3 separate regions of the Homo sapiens genome follow, and regions 1 and 2 are each linked to region 3. Evidence: chromatin loops called from intact Hi-C (ENCODE). Cell type or tissue: heart left ventricle. All regions are shown on one strand. Each heading gives the region's core, and the rest is flanking DNA. Links, peaks and the distances in the headings are about the cores only. Region 1 overlaps FAM124A (family with sequence similarity 124 member A). Region 2 overlaps INTS6 (integrator complex subunit 6). Region 3 has its middle 38 kb from the start of C13orf42.

Region 1 (7,264 bases), core at 1,560-6,559, 140 kb before region 3:
AAAAATACTTCTGCGTTTTCTTTAAACCAAATTAATTCTGACTGGAAGCTATCATCCTGTGTGTCATTGAAAAATTCCATTGTAATCATAACTGGGGACCCCTCCTCTGAATAGGGACACAGTAGACTCTAGAAGGATTATGTAGTAAGTGATGATGGGGATGGGCCTCTGCTCTCTTGTGGTGCTACTGACAACATCCTTACCGTCCCAGCCCACAGTGGCCCACGAGGGCAGTTTCTGTACCATAAAGACAAATATGCCGAGATGTGGAGTATTAGAGGAGTATTAGAATGTCCCCACTTTACAGATGAGGAGACTGAGTCACAGAAGGTTAAGGAAGTTGTTCAAGTTAAGGATTAGAAGACCCTTGCTCTAACCACTAGTTTATCCCACCTGTGTAACTAAGGTGGGAGGGAAAGGAAGGAGCAGAAACACACAACACACAAAACCTGGAGAGGACAAATGAGATGGAGGGGACAGATGTGATGTGATGTGAAGGTGCAGAACACTCAAAGGGGGCTAGGGTTCTCCAGGTTTTCATTTTTGTTTTAGACAGGGTTTCACTCTGTCACCCAGGCTGGAGTGTAGTGGTACCATCATAGCTTACTGCAGCTTCAAACTCCTGGGCTCAAGTGATCCTCCTACCTCAGTCTCTCAAGTAGCTGGGACTACAAGGATGCATTGCCATGCCCGGCCAGTTTTTAAATATTTTTTGTAGAGATGGGTCTCACTCTGTTGCCCAGGCTGGTCTCAAACTCCTCCCACCTCAGCCTCCCTAAGTGCTGGGATTACAGACAAGAGCCACAGTGCCCAGCCCAGTTTTATTATCTTTACCTTTTAATTATAAAATTAATAAATGTTTATCATATAAGATGTCAAGTTCAAAAAGGAAAATGAAAAAGAAGAGATACCATCCATGCTTCTACCACCCAGAAGCAAAAGCCATCCTCCTTTGACACACTTTTTTACAATCTATTTTTTCTACAGTATCTTACATGGTCAAGGGCATTTTATTATATTTAACATTCTATCCTGATGTTTTAAAGCTTAAAGTTATGTCAAGCTTTCCCTTTGTTATTAAACATGCTTTGAAGCATTATTTGTCATGGTTGTATAATATTCCATTTCCTGGGCACCTCATTTACTTTTCTTTCTTATGAATGTACTGCACATTCAGGTTGTTCCCCAATGGCTTGCTATTATAAATTGTACTGCGACAAACAAGTGTATAAGTATTTACCTCTGCTTTGGATAATTTCCTTGGGATAGTCTCCCAGAAACTAAATTATCAGACATAAGCATTTTTTTTTAAGATAGTGTTTTACTCTGTTGCCCAGACCAGAGTGCAGTGGCATGATCAAGGCTCACTGTAGCCTGGACCTCCTGGGGCTCAGGTGATCCTCTCACCTCAGCCTCCCAAGTAGCTGGGACCACAGGCATGCACCACCACATCTGGCTAATTTTTTTTTTTTTTAATTTTTAGTAGAGATGAAGTCTCACCATGTTGCCCAGGCTGGTCTCAAACTCCTGGGCTCAAGCGATTGGCTTGCCTCAGCCTCCCAAAATGCTGGGATGACAGGCGTGAGCCACCACACCCTACCTGACATAAGCATTTTTAAGGCTACTGATATATCTATGGCTACAGTTCTTTCCCATGCTAAAAACCATGAATAAACATCATGGAGCATTATCTTCAAAACCTTTGCTAATATGAAAGTTGGAAATGACAGCTCATTGTGCCAGACTTTGCCTCTGGATCTCATTTATTCTTCAGAATGACCCTATGAAGAAGGCTTCATTCCTTAAAATGTTATTATTAATAATCTCTTTTTTTAGTTTATTTTTAAATTGACAAATAATTGTACATATCATAGGGTACGTAGTAATGTTTGGATCCCTATAATCTATAGTGATCAGAGTAATTAACATATCCGTCATCTCAAACATTTATCATTTCTTTGTGTGGGAAACATTCAATATCCCCCTCCTAGTGATTTAAAACTACATAATATTGTTACCTAGAGTCATCCTGCAGTGATACAGGACACTAGAACTTATTCCTCCTGTCTAGCTATAATTTCGTGTCCTCTAACAAATCTCTCCCCTTCCCTCCTTTCCCCCTAACCTTCCCAGCCTCTAGTATCCTCTGTTTTACTTTTTACTTCTAGGAGTTCAAAAGTAATATTAATCTTAATGAATGAGGTTTTGGGAACCCTCTTAAGTTTTGCCCCTGAGGCATGTACCTCACTTACTGCACCCTACTCCTCCCACTTTGCAAATGAGGAACCCAAGAGTGAGAAATGGAATAGCTTGATTAGGGTCACACAGCTAGCAAGTCTGGGTGGGATTCAAAGTCCGATACGTGTGACCCCAAAGCCCTGCTTCTCTCCATTGGGCTATCTTGGTGCTTCACTCTTCATTTTCGAATGTGAATGATGAGAGAGAAGGCGAGGTGGGGGGGGGAGCAGGAGGAGGAGGAGATGGAGGAGGAGGAGGAGGAGATGGAGGAGGAGGAGGAGGAGATGGAGGAGGAGGAGGAGGAGGAGATGGAGGAGGAGGAGGAGGAGGAGATGGAGGAGGAGGAGGAGGAGATGGAGGAGGAGGAGATGGAGGAGGAGGAGAAGGAGGAGAGATGGAGGAGGAGATGGAGGAGGAGGAGGAGATGGAGGAGGAGGAGGAGATGGAGGAGATGGAGATGCTCCTTATTGGTGTAGGGGTGTGTGTGGTGGTTTGGCGTGGATTTGGTGGCACAGGAAAACCCCAAGTCATGGGTATATTGCAGGAAGCTGAAAATTCAGGTCTAGCACCCAGGAAAGTGTGGCTGAATGTGCAAGAGAGGCCAGGCCCATGCAGGATGGGAAAGGAAAGCCAGTGTCCTCCAAATGGAAAGCTCCAGTGTGTACTGAATTTGGAGCAAAGGTGAACAGAATGTGACCATGCAGAATTCCCTGGGTGGGCCACAGGTGGTCAGGTCACAGTCCTGAGCCTGCTGCCAGATTCCCAGGCGCTCACCTCCACAGCTGCAGCCAGTTCACCATTTCCAGCAAGGGTAAAGCTGGCCAGAGGGAATACTCCTGGGAAGCCATTGTGGGGGTAGGGGGCAGTGAGCTCTGAAATGACCAAATGACCAAAGAGGTCACTGCAGGAGTGCAGAACCAGCTCGGGTGATGAACACAGGCCCAGACAGCCACAGAGCTTTATGGCCAAGGAGAATTTCAGAGGCCCTGGCATGAGGTGATTTAGCTCATATCGGGCACAGGAGGCTCATTTTGCAGGAAGTGGAACATAACTCTTGGAGTAGAAATAGGTTGAGGAGTCTCCCGCTGCACCTCAGTTTCCTCTGTTCTGACAGGCTGCATTTTCAGTCTTCAGGCCACTGCTAAGAGCTACGCCCCCGGCAGTCAATCCAGCCTACTCTTTAGTCTCCTCTTGCTTCTTACCTCATTAGGATCTGACACATCTTATGTGATGAGGAAACCTGGGGAGGTAGTAGACGCTTCTGGCCTTGGTTGAACAGGGGCAAGGTTAGCTTCAGAAAGGGAAGCAACCTTATTATCGGCCCTTCTGTTTCTAAACTCTACAGATACGGCCTCAAGAGCATTGGAGAAGCCCAGCCCTCTAGGCTTTCTGCTGAGAGAAATTTCCACCTTGCTGCACAGTGCGGCCGGAGAAGGATGTCTAGGGAGCCTCACCCACAAGCTGTGGGTGCGCTGTCTCCTCCAGCTGTTGCTGATTCTGTCCCCCAAGCAAGAAAGCCCAAGACTTGGTCCAAATTAGTAACCCTACAGAGAAAATCCCTAATGAAAATCCCCTGGTGAGAAAGAGATTTTAGAAATCTGTGCTAAGAAAAACTTGTTTTTTTCTGAGGAACTGTGTTGAGGAAACTTAAATTACAATGAAAGAAGACAGTGTTTCTAGATTCCTTTTTTTTTTTTTTTTTTTTTTGAGACGGAGTCTCGCTCGGTTGCTCAGGCTGGAGTGCAGTGGCACGATCTCGGCTCACTCACTGCAAGCTCCGTCTCCCGGGTTCAAGCCATTCTCCTGCCTCAGCCTCCCGAGTAGCTGGGACGACAGGCTCCCGCCATCACGCCCGGCTAATTTTTTGTATTTTTAGTAGAGACGGGGTTTCACTGTGTTGCCAGGGTGGTCTCTATCTCCTGACCTCGTGATCCACCCGCCTCAGCCTCCCAAAGTGCTGGGATTACAAGCGTGAGACACCGCACCTGGCCTAGATTCTTTAATCGTAAATGAGAACTAGACAGCTACTCATCTCTTTCCCTTTTCGCTCTGGCTTCCAGGAAATTCCAGGAAACTGCTGTAGCAGTTACATTTTTCTTTACGGTGGACATAGTTGTAGACTCCTTTTTGGGGGCCTGCTTTACTATTTGCATTGTGTTGTTTCATTTGGAAATTAAATTGCCTCAATCCTTTGTAGACATAAACAGCTTAAAAAATTAAATGCAGGATAATAAAGTGAAGTTCATCCAGGTGGAGGCTTCTTCAATGAAAAGGGCACTCAGTGACCCTCCCGGGCACAGCGGCCACCAGGTGGCACCAAAGCTTCCCCACAGCCACCTTCAGGGATGCGATTTGGCTTGAAAGCGTTTCTGTTTAGCTAGCCGGCCGGTTCTTGGGCTGTGCCACACACATTCAGAGTGACTCCAATCCAAAATGCTCTGGGTTTAGCTTTAGGGACTGAGCAAGGCTGATCTAAGGGAGTCAGGCAGCCTCTTTCAGGTGCTCAATTGATAAGATCAATATTTCAAATGTCTCAAATGGACCACTCCCAGCCAGAACAGGGCAGTGGGGCATGGTGAAGCAGCTCCATTTTTCTTTCTTTTTTTTTTTTTTTTTGAGATGGAGTCTTGCTTTGTCACCCAGGCTGGAGTGCAGTGGTGTGATCTCAGCTCACTGCAACCTCTGCCTCCCAGGTTCAAGCAATTCTCCTGCCTCAGCCTCTCAAGTAGCTAGGATTACAGGTGTGTGCCACCATGCCCAGCTAATTTCTGTATTTTTAGTAGAGAAGGGGTTTCACCATGTTAGCCAGGCTGAGCTCAAACTCCTGACCTCAAGTGATTCACCCACCTCGGCCTCCCAAACTGTTGGGATTACAGGTGTGAGCTACCGTACCTGGCCTACAGCTCCATTTTTCTATGCCACCATCCCAGATAACAGGAGGCGACACCCTCATCACAGAGTTCATGGAGGTTGTCAGTGGGACCCAGAAGGGGTCTTTTTGCCTTCACCGTGTATTCTAGTGACTTCAGTCTGAAATGAGTGTGTTGTTCCTTATAGTGGGCACATCACTGGACACGGGTCCTCAGCCCTCTAAGATGGAAATTGTTAAAAAGACCCAAGCCTGCCGACATTACCATTCATGTTTGCCTCCATTATTCACTCAGGGAAATCAGATCTTTTAAAGCCACTTTGTAAATAGACCTCTGTGCCCAAGACTAGAAAAAGCCTTCAGTAAAAGGTGGAAGAATGTACTTATATATAATCTTTAAATTCAGGTTCCTGACCCTTTGTGGTTCCATTTGTTATAATAATAGTGTGTCAAAAGGTGTTTCCCTTGAGAACGCAATTTATTCATGTCAGCTTCTCATGCTATTTTCTGAAGCCTCTGTAGTATCTGATCAATTGTATTTCTCAGGAATGCAAGAGAAGCAGAACCCTACAAATGATGAGCACATGGAGCCATGTGGCCTGGGGCGGAGAAGGAGAGGGTGACTATTCAGCTATTCCTACTTCTCTCCTGAAATTCATACCCAGGGATCACTGGTCAGAACTGGTCACTGATACCGGTCTGAGGGTATGAGGAGGGAGAAGCTGTCCACAGTTGGTTTTATTGCCCTTAAAAATCTTACAGGAATTCAATGAATCTATTCAGATGCCTCTTGGCTGACAGTTTGGAGCACTAATTCATCTACAGAAAGTAGAAAGATAGGCCGGGCGCTCTGTCTCATGCCTGTAATCCCAGCACTTTGGGAGGCTGCAGTGGGAGGAGGGTTAGAGTCCAGGAGTTTGAGACCAGCCTGGGCAACATAGCAAGACTGTCTCTACAAAAAATAAAAAATTAGTGGGGCATAGTGGTGCATGTGTAGTCCCAGCTACTCAGAAAGCTGAGGTGGGTGGATCACTTGAGCCTGGGAGGTTGAGGCTGCAGTAAGCCATGATTGTGCCACCGCACTAAGCCTGGGTGACAGTGATATCCTTCCTGTCTCAAAAAAAAAAAAAAAAAAAAAAAAGGAAAATAGGGAGGTAGGAAGATACCTCCGTTTCTCCTGATTTATTTGTGGCCGGGAGCTCATTCTAAGTAAAGTAAACATGTAGTCTCACCTGGGAACGCACTGGGTGGTACAGTCCAGTTCACTCTGCTGTGACTGTTCCCCTGCCCTCAGACCCGGAGGCTCAAGGAGCAGCCACTACTAAAACCCAATTTATTCAAGCACACATCAACCCTCCCATGTCACAAAAGTCTCTGCAGTGGCTCACCCACTGCTTCCACCAGTTCCTCTTATGCTCCTTTTAACCAGTTGAGGTGACCCAAGATGATTTCTGTAGGACTTGCCAGGTGAGTTGGGGACAGACAGAGAAAGATTTGCTCTTTAAAGCAGACACTAGGTGGTGTTTAGTGTAGGCCAAAGTGGGACCGTGAGCAGTAATTTGGGGTTGAGGGGATCTTACTTGGAAAAGAGGCAAATGAGGGATGGGATGTAACTCAACCAGAGCACTTACCAACACATCCCCTCCCTGGCAATGCTGGAGGAAGCGTAAGGCCAAGGAAACAAGAGACACGGTTCCATTAAGCGACAAAAAACCAGGGCTACAATCTAGACTTCTTACACTACAGAGCCTAATACATAGATATAATTTATGAGACAACCTCAATATTTTTCAATTGAACACATTTATTGAGCACCTACAATGTGCCAGCATCTTTTACAAGGATAATACTCCAAACGAGTCAGGATCCTCCAGAGAGTATTGGAAGCCCTTCTGGATGAGGAAGATGCTACTGGAATGGCCAGGAATGGAAGGGAAGGCTTTGGTAAATGTGTTCCTGTGATTCCCTCTCCGTGGAGGGACTGCCATTTCCATGTGGTCTACAGTGGGCATCCTCTCCCTGCTCACCTGATGCTATGGGAACATTTTGCATTTCTTGCTTTCAAATGTTGTCTATGATGTCCTTTAGGGTCACTCAGTTTGGTAGATTGGACTGTGATGAGGGCGGGTCCAGAGTTGTACTCTAAAGCAGTCCTAG
Region 2 (7,264 bases), core at 1,008-6,007, 280 kb before region 3:
TCTTCTAGCTTAAAAATATCTTGAAATATACATGTGTATTGGAATTGCTCACCTTTCTTCCTATGTCTTTCCTTGGGAAGGATTTTGGAAAAATAGGGCAATGTGTTTATAACCTGAAACTACCTTGCTAGTAAGGTTAGGAAGATTTTCCTGTGGGCAGAGTTTTTACCTTTTAGTTCTATCTTTTACAATACTAGCATAGTATTGACAACAGAGCCTATATTTTTAAAAAGTATTGATTATAAACATTGGTGTATTGAATCTGGTAGTCATTGAGTTCAAAATTGATTACCGTTGCACCTTATTATCTGAGGTGGAAGGTTCATTTGTTTTAAAGCAAAAGTAAATTATTTTGAAGTTGGAACATAGGCCGGTGAGTTGTTTCAAGGTTAGGAATGTCTTTGATTCCCTGCGTGTTTTCTTCTTAATGTACCAACGAGACTCTCGTTGGAGCAATGAGAAAGTTATCCTAGATTAATTTTTGCTAAATGTTGTGAGATATTGTGAAATATTCTAGCCTAAATAATTATGGGATTTGTTTTAAGGAGCTTTTCAATTCATAGAAAAGCATAAAGATGCTTTTTGTATTGTTCTTCTGTGTTTGTATTGTGCACGTGCATGAATGCTAGATATGATCTGTATTCTGGTTCCTACTAGGGAATAACAATTTTGCCTTTATATCACTGTCTTTTCACATCTCTCAACCTTTGCCTCTGGCAGAACTTGATTCTTTTTTAGATTTATTCAGTGTATGAATGTGTCATTAATTTCCACATTAGAGATATGTGTACATAATTCCTGTTTGGCTTGTGGCTGGTGTTGGTATGACCTATTACTTTTTATGGAGTTGTATAATTCCACCTGTATGATATCCTTTGCTTAAGAGTCATGTTATCCAACATTGTATATTATATCTGTTCTGTTGGTGCTGTTTTTCAGGAGTAAATGTTCTTGCTGCTTTAAAATCATCCTTATATCATATGAGGAAATATAGAACTCATTTAGTCTTATATTTTACAAATGAGAAAATTGAGATCCAGGGAGTCAGAGTGATTTGCTTAGGTTATAACATTTGTTACTGCCAAAATCTAGATTAGAATTTATCAATTCCAAAGACATTCCAGCACCTCCAGACCAGTGCTTTCTTCCTGATACGGCTGCTGCCTTTTTGCTTGATTCTAAATTTGTGTGTTCTTAAAATTTACCTTCTATTTATCTGATTTCTTATTTGTCTACTTCAGCTTTCTATGTAAGTGTCTTTTAGGTATTCTGTTCTTATTCAGTGTTCCATGAAAAACTATTATGACCAGAGCATTTCTAGGCAATGAGGATAACAAAGATAAACAGGACATATCTGGTTCTTAATATTTAAGTTCACAGTGTTATGGGGGAAATCACCTATTAAATGGTTTTATGAATGATAAAATAAGGATACATACTAAGTGTGTGGGAGTACTAAAGCAGGGGAAGGGTTAATATTACCTTTCGTGTGTCAAATCTTGTATAATGTGCATTTTTATAGTATAATTTCATTTTTGAATGACTGAATTCAAGGATCTTATGGATGATTTGGCATAGGGTGTGGCTCCTACCTTGTATCTGTGAATTTTAGGAAGAAGCCCAGTGTAAAGTTGTTTTGAGCCTAGAAAATAGTTTTCCTAGCGGCAGGAAAAATGTGGTGCCATATTGTCTCTTGACCTGGCTAAGTATGTATAGGCCCAAATGAACCAATTTCTTATAACTTGTTTGTCAGAAAAATGTAGGAATACTGTTCTCTGGGACAGCTCGTCACTTAGCAATGTGTTATGAGTTAGGAAAGAAAAGTAATAGATACATTATGAATGAAAATCTTGAGCTGTATATGATCATTTTACATTAATTTATGATTTCAATTATATCCTTGGGCCTCATTTAATAAAAGTCCAGGCCATTGTCTGAAGTGTCATGAATGTATTTCTAGTGTAGTCTTTTTGGATAACTGTCTAGGATTTCTGATGATTACTTGGATTGAATTTTATGTGTATATATTTGGCTTTTTTTTTAATGCAGCTATTTGATAAAACTGGTTGTAGCATTTTCACTTACGAGGAGTGTGTTTGATAGGACTTTGAATTCTGAAACACGATAAAACTATATTACTTACTTCCTTAGTAGTTACCGTTGATGTTGATAAACATACCTGTGTCCAGATACTCAGTACTGTTTGTCATGTTATATAACTGATATATCAAATGTTTTGGTAGAATCAACAAATTAGAGTTATTGAAAAGGATTTTCTTCTGATATCTGCAGATAATCCTCTCTAGTACTGCTTTGCAATGGAAAACTATTCTGTACTATGATTCCAGGAACACATGGCTAATGAATATTGCTCAATAGAGGAGCCCAGAAGAAATCCTGCCAGTACTTTCTTAGTGATGAATGACATTCCAGGATAGTGTAGCAGTTATTTTTCTCTTCCTTGAAAGTGCTAATAGTAGTATTGTCTTTCAAATATTGAGATTTCTATATGCTGACAAGTCCTTCTGCATCTCTTTACCAATGTTATGATTGCTGTGGAGGCTAACGTTGAGAGAAGGTATTTGCAGCCAAAGTAATCTGTTGGGAAGAGTTTTACTTGCTTATTAGCTGTCCCAGCTTTTTAAGCCCAACTAGGACAACTACTTTTGTAACTTCATGGGATAGATATTCGGTAAGGGCATGTCTTCATAGAAAGAGAATGAGTAGTCTCAGCTGTGTATTCAAATGGCTGTAGATTGGGGTCTTCTATTCCAACTTGTGGGTTCTCAAAAATGGATGCAAAAGTCCACCATGCTTTGAGATATGGATAATTCTAGGCATTGTAAATGGGTTTAGTTTAACTGGTGAAGATTATAATTATGATGTGCATTTAATTCTTAATGATTAAAAGACAGGCCAGAAATTTTTGAAATCAGTTTCTAGTATCTGAAATGATTAAAAAACCACAGCTCCCTCCCCTACCTCCCATAAAATGTTTTTATTCACTAAAATCACTAAAAATATTTGCCTTAGGGTGTCAAAACTCTGATTTCATTGTATACTTTTAAATATATATTTAAAATAGTTGCTTTTCCTAAGACACTTAGAATTTTGGAGAACTTTCTCTTTTTTGAAAAGATCTGTAAGGAATTTTGAGGGATGCCACAGTGGTGTGATAGAAAATATAAAACATTTTATCTGTGTTACATGTGTTTGAATTTTCATGTTTATCCTGTAGTAGCCTCTTCATAGTGATATTACTAGGGACTCAGTAAAAATCTGAAGATTAGCTCTTGTCTTACTGATTTGCGATTCAGATGTTCTAAATACATGCATAACACTACTGTATATGTTAGTCTCTGTCAATTCATCTTTCTAAGAACATTTAATAAGAATTTGTTGAATGTAGACCATTTGTATTTCTTTTTCTACTCATATTTTTGGCCCTGTTCTCTCAACCCCTGGATTTATTACTGCTGGTATGTTATAGGAATATATACATCTGCAATTATTAGTAGTTTAAAAATATGTAATTATAATAATGCATAATTAAAGAAGTTGATGAAATATTTCAATTTAATATAGTAAGTTTTCAGCAATTTACATTTGCAGTACTCTTATTGATATACTTTTTTTCAAGATCATGTAGTAAGAAAGACTCTTCAGTACTTCTAGGCAAACACAACAATGGAGAAATTTAAAAGAAATGCTGGTTGATCATTCTAACAAAGCTGTATGGCCACAGTAACTAATCCGCTATCTAGAATTCTTTGTTAAGATATATCAAAATAGTTTTTATTCAGAGGGTGAAGCAATTTCACCCTGTGTTTATTAGCCTGTTAGAACCAATAAGCAATAAGAGAGTCTACATATGTAAGGAAAATTTTATTTAGAGATGTTTCTATTATCCAATTCTAGCTCTTATATATATAAAGTACTGTGGTATTTAGAACAGTAGCTTTGAAATGGCTGCAGGCTGCATCAAAATCACCTGGTGTGCCTTATAGAATACACATGCCTTTGTTCTTATTCTGGAAATTTTGTTTCAGTTGATCTGGGTAAGGACCTGGGAATCTGTATTTTTACAGTGTCTCATGTGATTCTGATGTACAGTCAAATTTAGAAACTATAGTTTTAGAACACAATCTAACCACAATTTTTTTTAAGCTACACAAAAAGCATGTGAAAATGAACAACTTTAACAAAACAGGTTAGAAAGTTAGAAATGTTTTTGACTTAGAAGGCCACCAAAAAGTATTTTTTTAGGATAAAAATAATTCTTGACCTTTAGAATTGTTAAATTTGGGAACGGGTTTCCAAGGGATATGGAACTGGCCTTCTGTGAATATTTTTAATAGGATAATTTCTAATTTGCTTGATATTTTAGAATAAGTTATTGAATAGCCCCCAAAAATTAACTTCTGTGCTGACTGCAGTCAATCTGCAGTTACTGCTTACAGTGTGCTATATTGAGGACTCTCCTTAGACCCCATATATGAGGAGAGAGGCTAAGAAGAGAAGAGCAGTTAATTTATATTATCTGTCATGTGTTTCTTATCCCTGGCTTAGGAATTTTTATCCAAAGGATGGTATAGTATTCTGGTATCCTTACTAAGCCATAATTCCTGATTTGGATGTCCATGTAATTAGCATTATACACACACACATGCACACACACACACACCCCCTACCTTACCAGATGAGAGCAGTTTATAAAGAATTGGTGATAGTTACACTTAATTTTCTAGACAGTTGCTGCAAAAATACCCTTCCAGAATGAATTCGTTAGATTTTGAATTGTGAAAGTATATTTTAAATTAATTCAGCAACAGTTTTCCTTGTGATACATAGTTACTTTGGCTGTGTATAAGAATAGCGGCAGCTCCATACGTTTATATTTAGTTCTATATTTATGTTCTAGGTACTGGGGACACACAGATGGAATTAAGCAAGGCTAGAAAACGTATTATCTTTGAAGACAGGCAAGTAAATAAACATTTGTAATACATTAAGATAAATCTCATGGCAGAAATAAACAGAAGGTTCTGAGACAGCGTAAAGAAAGGAGTAAAGTTTTGAGGGAAGAGTAAGGAATTGAGCCATGACATATCAGGAAGAGAAAACAGTATGCAAAAGCATGAAGACTTGAAAACAGTGTATCAGGAGATTATAAATTGTACACCTGGAGTATGGAAAGTATAGGTAGGAAGAGTAGAAGCTTGAAATGTAGGTAGAGGGCAGGTAATAGCACCCTAAGGAGACAGGACTTCATTCTGTTAGCATTTGCAGGGAAGGTATTGAAGATTTTAAGCAGGTGAGTCACATGATCAGATTTGCATTTTAGTAAGATTACTGTGCCAGCAAGGTGAAAGGTAGACTGGAGGGTGGTAAGATGGGAAGAGTTAGCAAACTACATGTAACAACCTAGAAGATATGGGGAATGCCAAAACTTAGCTAGTGCTGGACAGGAAGGCAGAATTCTGAGAGGTTCGGTAGGTAAGCTAGGCAGGTTTTCAAAGATGATTTGTAAGATAGGAGAAAAAAGGCAAAGTATTTGACAGGAGCCCTGAACCTAGGGTCCATGCTTGGTCTGAGGAGAGTTCTGTGAATTCCCTGACATCCTGTCTACACATTGTCCATCTGTGTGCATGAACTTTTTTCTGGGTAAAGAGATCCATAGCTTTAATCATATTCTCAAATAAGTAAAAATATACTGGTTTAGTATTATTTTCCACTTTCCAACTTGGGCATCTATGTGGATATTTGGTAGTGTTAACTGAGATGTGGGTGATAAAAAATAAAGGAGGAGAAAGGAAGGTAAAGTAATTGACAGACAAAGTATCATTACCTTTCGTGTAAGGATGTTTTAAAGGATTTATAATTTAACATTTAAAACAATTACCTCAAAGACTTTTTCTTGCCTTTTAACATTATGTTTTAGGAAAATATTTTGTATTTAAAAATTGAAATGAGCAGATTCTGATAGTTAAATTTTTTTTTTACTTTGAAGCAGATTTAAATAAATAAGCGTTAAATCAGCTTTTAAAGTTTGTTTGAAATTTAAGGACATATGATATGAACATTTAAAATTGCTTATTTCAAGCAAACATTGAAAATTCTACAGAATGCTAGGTTAAGAGCAGTGTGTGTGTGTGTTTTACTCTGTGTACTGGTGTCAAGTAAGTCAGAGGATACTAGCCTAATTTTTTATTTAATAGATTGGCACTTTTCTGTTAAACTTAGCCTATTTGGGTGTTTCATGCTTCTCCATGTCAGATTTCAATTTTGAGAGAATGAAAATGTTGAGTATGTGGTTTTCTGATGGTGCACTCTCTTGTAAATAACCCTTAGGCTGCTAGTCATTTATAAATACCTTGATAATACTTATTTAGCTGTATTTCCATAGTGATTTTATTTAACTTCCACTTTCACTTGTTCTTTTCAGATGTAATACTGTAGATATTAAACTTTTTAGACTTTTATATTAGGAATAACCTTAGTGCAGTGACTAGAAAGACATTGAAACTATGGGCTTTACATCAAGGCAAGGCTGCATTTTGATCTAGACAAGGCTGTTTTGGTATATTTTTCCCCACGCTCTGTCTTTTCAGATTGAATTACTGATTTTTCCCCCTTTGTTTTGTTTGTTGTGGTTTTGATGTTTTTTTTCCTTTCAGCTAAAGGAGCAGCCCAGTGGTTTTCAAGAAGTGCTAAAGTGCACTGACTGTCTCATGATGACTGGTGCCTCAGGGAGGGTCATGATTCCTGGATACAGGATCGACCTGATCCTGGATGTCACTTCAAGCAGTCAGATCGTGGGGAAAAGCCTTGTCTAATGGCTAGCCTTCCTCAAAAGTCTGATGCTAGTCATCTCGGAAGGCCTCAGAAAAAGCCTTAAAGGTGAGCAGAGTAGAGTGTAGTTCTCTCTGGGGGCTATGACTATTTGTTGGAGAATCTGATTCAACATAGAATGACAACCCTAAACTGATAAATCCAGGTTCAATTGGTAATTAACTTTGAGCTTATAAATTGGTTGATGATGATTATCAGACCCCAGCTTTTGAGTTAGTAGAACCACCTTGCTAAGCTTAAGATCTGTAAGTGAGGAACTCGGTATTTCCTGGGGCTCTTCACAGCTTTAGGTTAGTATCTGTTGTCTTAGACCGAAATAGCCTTGCTATCATAGCTAAGGAACACTTTGGTTACAAAATTGCACTTGGTTGTTAAGTATGGATAGTTTTTTTTTTTTTTTTTTAATTTAGCT
Region 3 (7,264 bases), core at 1,104-6,103:
AGCACTAAACCTCAATCCCTTCTGTGTGTGGGGCTGGGCAAGTGCACTGTATACAGTCCCCAAGAAGCCAGCCCTGGTTGTGCTGCAGAAACATAACAAAACATCAACCCCGCAGCAGGTGTCCCCAGGGTGCCCGCGAACATGACGCAGCTCTGCATGTATGGGATCCACAGCCAGCAGACATGTGGCTCGAGCATAGCAAAGAGGCTGGAGGGATTGAGTCACTAAGCCAGTGAGCCTTAAAGGGTTATCTGTGGATTTCCCAGGACTAGGGCTTAGGTTTGCCAGAGCCACCCTGACCTCTTTTTACTGATGGTAGAAGTAAATTGAGGCTCAGTGATTTGAAGATTTAGCTGTTAGAGTAAATTATTTTGGGATTGAGGTCATCAAGCAGGAGAAAAACTTTGCACTATCAGAATGCTAGAGCTGAAGTTGTGTTTTCTAAAAAAGAAATGGGTTAGGCTGAGGCAGGAGGATCATTTGAGACCAGAAGTTTGACACCAGCCTGGGCAACAGAGCAAGAACCCCATCTCTAAAAAATATTTAAACATTAGCCAGGTATGGTGGCATGCACCTGTAGTTCCAGCTATTCAGAGAAACTGAGCTGAGAGGATCACTAGAGCCCAGGAGGTCAGGGCTGCAGTGAGCCAGGTTCGTGCCACTGCACTTCAGCCCTGGCAACAGAGTGAGACCCCATCTCTTAAAAAATAAATAAATGGAAGAACTGGGTGATGTTTGTAACCAAGTGTTTATAAAATAAAGCCTGCTAAATGTTTCCACAGGAGACGTACAGCCTGATGGTGTATGTGATGTCTATGTAGATGCTGAGAAACGACACAGAGCTGGAGTGCACCGTTCTAAGCATGGTCACATAGCAGTAGGAATGTTCTGAGGGACCTCCATGCTATCAGGGTTACATATGTAAACAATTTCTGGAACCTGTTTCTTTCTTTCCACACTGTGGTGAGTATGAGAATATTGTTATTTGGGGCAGTGATTCTTAAACTGTCATGCACCTATGAATCCCCTGGGATCTTGTTAGAATGAAGATTCTCTCCTGGTAGGGCTGGGCTGGGCCAGAGATTCTGCATTTCTAACAAGCTCCCACGTGACTCCTGGACCATACTTTGAGGATCAAGGGTCTAGACCAGCCTGGACAATAAAAAACTGCTTCCTTCTTCAGCATTCATGTCTAAATAAAAGGCCCTGGGACCATGTAAGTCCAGAATAGTACAGACCCCTTCTATCAGGCTTCTAGGTTAAGCTGAAATGTCTCCTCTGCTCCAGGAAGCCTTCCTTGGCTCCCCCAGGCAAAGGGGAGCACCATCAGCTCAGTGCTCCCTCAGGGCTTGGTACATGCATGTTTAGTGCATAGCATGTTGCTTTACCTGCATGTGCAGAATTTTCTCTCCCTACTGGACTATGTGTCTCTGGAATGCCGGGCATATTTGCATTGGCAGGGTCAGTGCCTGGTCATAGAAGGTGCTTATATTGATTTCCTATTACTGCTGGAACAAATCATCACCAACTTAGTGGCTTAAAGCAATATGAAGTTCTCTAGGTTAGATGTCCAACACAGGTCTCACTGGGCTAAAAATCAAGGTGTCCGCAGGGTTCAGTTCCTTCTAGAGGCTCTAGGGAAGAATCTGAGTTTTTGTTTGTTTGTTTGTTTGTTTTTTCTTTTTTTTTTCCTTTTCCAGCTTTTGGGGCTACCTGCATTTCTTGGCTTCTGGCCCCTTCCTCTGTCTTGAAAGTCAGCAATGGTGTGCTGAGTCTCTCTCACATTTCATTTTTCTGCCCTCTCCTGCCACCCTCTTCCATTTTTAAGAAAGATAATCTGGAAAATCCCCCCATCTTAACCTGATTAGCAGCCTTAATTCCCTTTACCATGTGGTGTAACATATTCGCATATGTAACATTACCATGTGGTGTGACATATTCACAGGTTGCAGGGATTCATGTGTGGACGTCTTTAGGGGCTGTTATTCTGTCTACTACAATGTTTGACTAGTGTCTATAGAGTGAATTTGTGCCTGTGATTGGCCTTATGCACACAGCTCAGGCCAGGGGGGTTCTGAAGAGTTGAAGATTCTACAGCTCTGTACTTGCTGTGGCCAATTTTTTTGGTAGCATTTCTGGTATTTTTCATTTAGCTGGGATTATTTCTGACTTCTGGCATCTCAGAAGACATTGGTAGCCTTTTGATTCTAGTCATCCATACACAGGCAAGATCTGCATAGAACCAAGGAATTCAGTTTACCTCAGCAAGTGCTAATGCAGCTCTAGTTTTAGTTTTCATTCTGGGATGGAACAACATAGCCCCAGTTGTTGAGGGTCTCTCTGCGAGTATCTTTCTGGTGGCACAAGCAGTGACCCCTAGGCAAATTGATGGGCTCATCTGGATTAGTCCACTGCATTTTTTAGGATGGCCAAAGCTGCTTTCTGGAAAGAAAGAGGTTCTGTTATACAGCCAGTCTTCTTGAAAAATGTTTGTAGAACTGCTGAAAGTATATATAATTTACGCAGAATTTATGCCAAATTTGGGCTGAATATATATGTTTTGGTTGTGACCAGGACGGAGGAGTGTGTTAACAGAAGCAACTTTCTTAAAGCCTCCCTTCCCGTGTGATTGAAGTTCTAATATTACTTCCTAAGGGACTACATTGAACCTGTTCCAAGTATATAATAAGAATAAAGCCCAGTATTGATTCCCCCAGTCGCCCCAGTAGGATACGCTGGTGGCTGTAAATTTGAAAATTGTGACATACAATGACCAAGTGCTCAAAGATGTTTGTTTTCACTGTGACCAAGTGACCAAGGGCTGCCTGTTAAAAAATATCCCCAATTCTGGAGAAATGTGGGGGTCCCACAAACGACACCACAGTAAATGAAAATGTCAGCAGTAAAAGCTGATCATGTGTTTTTGTCTACATAATTTTGTCCATAATTCTTGTGCAATTCTGTTATGGCACTTCAAAAGGGAAGCTTCTTTAAAACTGGTTTTATATCTACGGAAAATTCTAACTTCTAAATACAAAGGTCTGAGTTTATTCGTCAAATATTTCATTTATCCATGCAAAGTTCTAAGATGATGTAAATAATGTGTATCTTCTACTGTTTTCTGGGAAGAGTGCTATTTCTTGGGCTAAGATATAGACTCTTGAAGACAGGGTTAGTGTTAGTATCTTTTTGTTCTTGCTGTTTCTGGCACCATCTCAACTCTGCCTAAAAACGTCAGAGAAAGCCTTCCTACAGAGGAAGGGACAAGAGAGGTGCTTATTATTGATGATGAAGAGAAATATTCATGCTAAATGACTTCAAAGATATAACTGTTTCCCGAACTGAGCAAAATGAGTTTGCACTGGAAAAACATAATTGCCTTTGGCTCATAGTGGCTTCACTATGCGTCTACCTTGTGCTACCTCTCTTGTGTGTCTGGGGGCTGGAGTGGATCAATGAGAACCAGGCTACCATTGATCAAGCAGAATGGTGATAATGACCAGACCAAAGGATATTTTTTTCAGCTTGAATGTCCAGGGTCAATGCTTCTGGCTGTCTCAAAGGGAAGAAGCAGTTACAGCATTGTTCAAAATGGCTCTTTAGAGAAATCATTTCTAGCTCACTCCATTTGCATCTGTATTTCAGATTTGCTAGGTTTCCTTTGCAAACATTTTCACTTATTACCCTTTATCACCTTTGCTAATTAAGGAAGATACAGAAACCAGATTTTTAGGGTTTTTTTTTTTTTTTTTTCAATTTCAGCCTTTGGCCACTTCCTATAAAAGATTTCCCTCTGCTTTGAATAAAATTTCTAAGCAGCCTTCAGAGCCAAATTAAATGATTTGGAATTCTCTCTAGCTAGCTGATCTTTAGCTGCAGAGATCAAGAACCCCATCTAGTGGGAAAATATGAAGCTGCCACCGCAGTGACGGACTGAAATTAGCAGCGTGGTTGAAATTCTTGCCCAGCCCTTCTTGTGGAGCACAAGAAGGCCTCTGCAGAAGCCTCATTCAGAATCTCGAAACTATCAGCCTTTCAAACTGTGTGGGGCAGGAGGTGGGCAGTCAGAAAGATGCTTTGTGAGGGGAAGGAAAACAGCACCCATTCCCCTCTGCAGAGTAAAGGGAAGCCTGGCCCCAGGAAGGAGCAGCTGCCTGCAAGAGGGAGCCTGAGCCGTGGAGTCCTGGGAGCCTTTGAGGTGGGCAGCCAGGGCGTGGAGGCAGCAGCAAGCCCAAACGGTCAATACGGGCCCAGCTGGGGCCTGGCGGCGGAGGGTACCCTCAAAGAGCCCTGGCTCCTGAGGCCAGCGGGGCATTTGGGCCCTCAGCCAGTTAGGGGGTTTGTTCTTCCTTTTCCTAAGGCACGTCGCTGCCCAGTGGGAGTGGGTTCCTGTCCATAAGCCAGAAGCCCCACCATGTGGTGGAGGGAAAGGATGACTTTCCTTCTCATCCCCAGGTGTCATTGGACCCCCCTCCAGGGGGACCTCAGGGGATTGCATGAGCTGTGCTCTTCCTTCGTGAGCCTCCTGGCTCTGCAGGGGGCTGCCGGCTTTTACCTTACAGCTCTTCACTGAAATGTCACCTCCCTGTGGGGCTTCCTGCCACCACCATTGTTCTCTGCATGGCACCCTGTGGGCGTCCTTCATGATGCCTATCACACCATTTAAGATGTTTTCCTGTGCGTCGCTCTCCTCCCCTGCTGAGGGCAGGGGCCGTGCGTGTGTGCTATGTTGCTGACGTAGTCCTTCCTGCTGCAGTGCCTGGCACAGGGCAGGCGCTCCCTTGTCTCTGTAAAGAGATGAAGAGGCTTGGCTGAGCCCAAGGACTGGGAGGCAGGCTGCTGGCAAGGCCTGGGGAGACCTCTCCCTGGCTGGCCCTTGTTTCTTTTCCTTCCTCTCCACTAGAAGTAATCATAGGGGTCCAATTTGCCATGGGATTTTACGGAAATCACATGGGTCAAAGTGCTATGCAGATGCAAAGCGTCATCCAGTGCTGTTTCATTTCCATTTGCTTGGTTCCATGTGTTGGGGGAGGGTCCACCAGCACCCAGAGCCCAGGGACCCTATGATTCTGTCATATACAGAGTGGCAAACGTCAGACATAGGAGGCCCTTGCAGATCCCCTAATCCGGGGCTTCTCAAGCCCTCTCCATATGTGAGAATCAACTGAGCCGTTTTATTAGCCACAGACCCGTTCCTCCCTGCTGGAGGTTCTGATTTAATTGGTCTGTGAGGAGGATCAGGCATGGGTATTTTTAAACATCTCTCAGGTGATTGATTCTAATGTGCAACTAGGGTTGAAGACCTGGACCAAATCCACCCCTTCGTTGTTTTTTTTTGAGACACAGTCTTGCTCTGTTGCCCAGGCTGGAGTGCAATGGTGCGATATCAGCTCACTGCAACCTCTGCCTCCCGGGTTCAAGCGATTCTCCAGCCTCAGCCTCCCGAGTAGCTGGGATTACAGGCACCCGCCATCATGCCCGGCTAATTTTTGTGTTTTTGTAGAGATGGGGTTCCACTATGTTGGCCAGGCTCGTCTCGAACTCCTGACCTCAGGTGATCCACCCACCTCGGCCTCCCAAAGTACTGGGATTACAGGCATGAGCCACCATACCTGGCCTCACCCCTTGCGTTTAAAATGAGTCCACAGAGCCCTGGAGGATCACAGCAGCCACTGTCCCATGGTCAGCAGAGCCATGACTGGGACCCAGGCCCCTGCCCCTTCTCTCACAGGCACGGAGGGAGCTAGGCCACAGGCACCAAAGCGGGATTTGTCCTATAGCAGGACTGACTCTCACAGAGACTGTTCTCCTGTGTAGGAGATAAGAAAGGGGGTCCCCACCACACCTAGTCCAAGGTCTGAGAGCAATGTGTAGATGCTATGCAGATGCAGAACAGGAAATGGTGCAGCATCCACACCCCAGCAGAGTACCTGGGAGGGGGACACATGGTCAGTACCTGGGACTTCCCTGGGATGCCACCTCTCCCCTGGCCTGCCCCCACCTTTTGCAGCTGCAGCTGTTTTACTGCTTCCAGCAAGGGTAGGCAATCCTGAGGTTGATAGAAGCCTAGGGAAGTACTGTGAGCTTTGACACTGACCAGGGGATCAAAGCGGGCCACTGCAGGTTGAGGAACCTGGTTTGGTGATGGGTGCAGGCCAGACAGACACTGAGATAGAGAAACCCAGAGCTCTGGGCAATGTGAAAGGAAAATAAGTCTCAGGTTTCCCAAATCACTAAGCTAAAGGGAAAAGTCAAGCTGGGAACTGCTTAGGGCAAACCCACCTCCCATTCTATTCAAAGTTATCCCTCTGCTCACTGAGATAAATGTGTATTTGATTGCCTCCTTTGGAAGAGCTAATCAGAAACTGAAAAGAATGCAACCATTTGTCTCTTATCTACCAAAGACCTGGAAGCCCCCTCCCCACTGTGAGTCCTTTGCTTCAAGTTGTTCTGCCTTTCCAGATCAAACCAATGCTCATCTTACATATATTGATTGATGTCTCATGTCTCCCTAAAATGTATAAAACCAAGTTGTGCTCAGACCACCTTGGGCACATGTTATCAGGACCTCCTGAGGCTGTGTCATGGGCGTGCGTCCTTAACTTTGGCAAAATAAACTTCTTAAACTGATTGACAGCTGTCTCGGATATTCGAGGTTCACAGCAAGAAGAGATTTTATTTGCATTTCAGGGGACACAACAGGCTTGTTTTGTTCCACATGGACCGTAGCTGACAGATGAAGAAAGGGGTAAGGAATCCGTCAATACAAAAGTGAGTTTCCTGTGTTATCTCTGATTGAGGCAGGGATCTCAGATGTCCATTTATCAGAGGCTTTGGGTATCAAAGCTTGGGGGTGTTCCAAAATAGGTTAATTTTGGGTGCCTTTTATATATTTATATTATTTTTTATTTAAACAAATTTTAAAGTTTTATTTAGGTAAGAACATTTAACATGAGATTTACCCTTTCAATAATGTTTAAATGTACAACACAGTATTATCTACAGGCACAATATTGCACAGCATTGCTCTAGAACTTATTTGTCTTGTCTTCTATGAACCCCGAAAAGTTGAGACAGGTCTCAGTTAATTTAGAAAGTTTATTTTGCCAAGGTTGAGAACTTGCTCGTGACACAGCCTCAGGAAGTCCTGAGACATGTGCCCAAGGTGGTCAGAGCACAACTTGGTTTTATGCATTGAAGGAGACATGAGACGTCAATCAATATATGTTAGAAGTACATTGGTTCGGTCTGGAAAGGTGGGATA

What was found. Hi-C counts contacts between places; a loop is a spot of excess contacts. Peaks named below come from ENCODE experiments on the same cell type or tissue, not always from the same donor. Only the 100,000 strongest peaks of a DNase experiment are listed, where the experiment ranks them.
Region 1: it touches region 3 in a loop (15-fold over the local background); 89 of 110 quality-filtered maps call a loop at or near these places.
Region 2: a loop joins it to region 3, with 2.3 times the contacts of the local background. A loop is called at or near these places in 7 of 110 quality-filtered maps.

Annotation. Positions count from the first base shown.
Region 1 is chr13:51,283,869-51,291,132 of GRCh38, reverse strand. FAM124A (family with sequence similarity 124 member A) reads right to left here. Exons shown (of 4, transcript NM_001242312.2): 4 at 6,894-7,264. Among named protein-coding and RNA genes, the nearest start is that of SERPINE3, 52 kb to the left of the region's middle. In heart left ventricle, for the core only: a CTCF peak has its summit at 4,534 (motif pointing right); a DNase peak (open chromatin) is centred at 4,552.
Region 2 is chr13:51,420,748-51,428,011 of GRCh38, reverse strand. All of the region lies in intron 4 of INTS6 (integrator complex subunit 6), which reads left to right. Among named protein-coding and RNA genes, the nearest start is that of INTS6, 29 kb to the left of the region's middle. In heart left ventricle, for the core only: no CTCF peak of the experiment used is centred there; no DNase peak of the experiment used is centred there.
Region 3 is chr13:51,145,802-51,153,065 of GRCh38, reverse strand. It overlaps a transcript of C13orf42 not described here. Among named protein-coding and RNA genes, the nearest start is that of C13orf42, 38 kb to the right of the region's middle. RefSeq lists an enhancer at 3,907-4,798. In heart left ventricle, for the core only: a CTCF peak has its summit at 3,897; a DNase peak (open chromatin) is centred at 4,743; H3K27ac peaks cover 249 bases.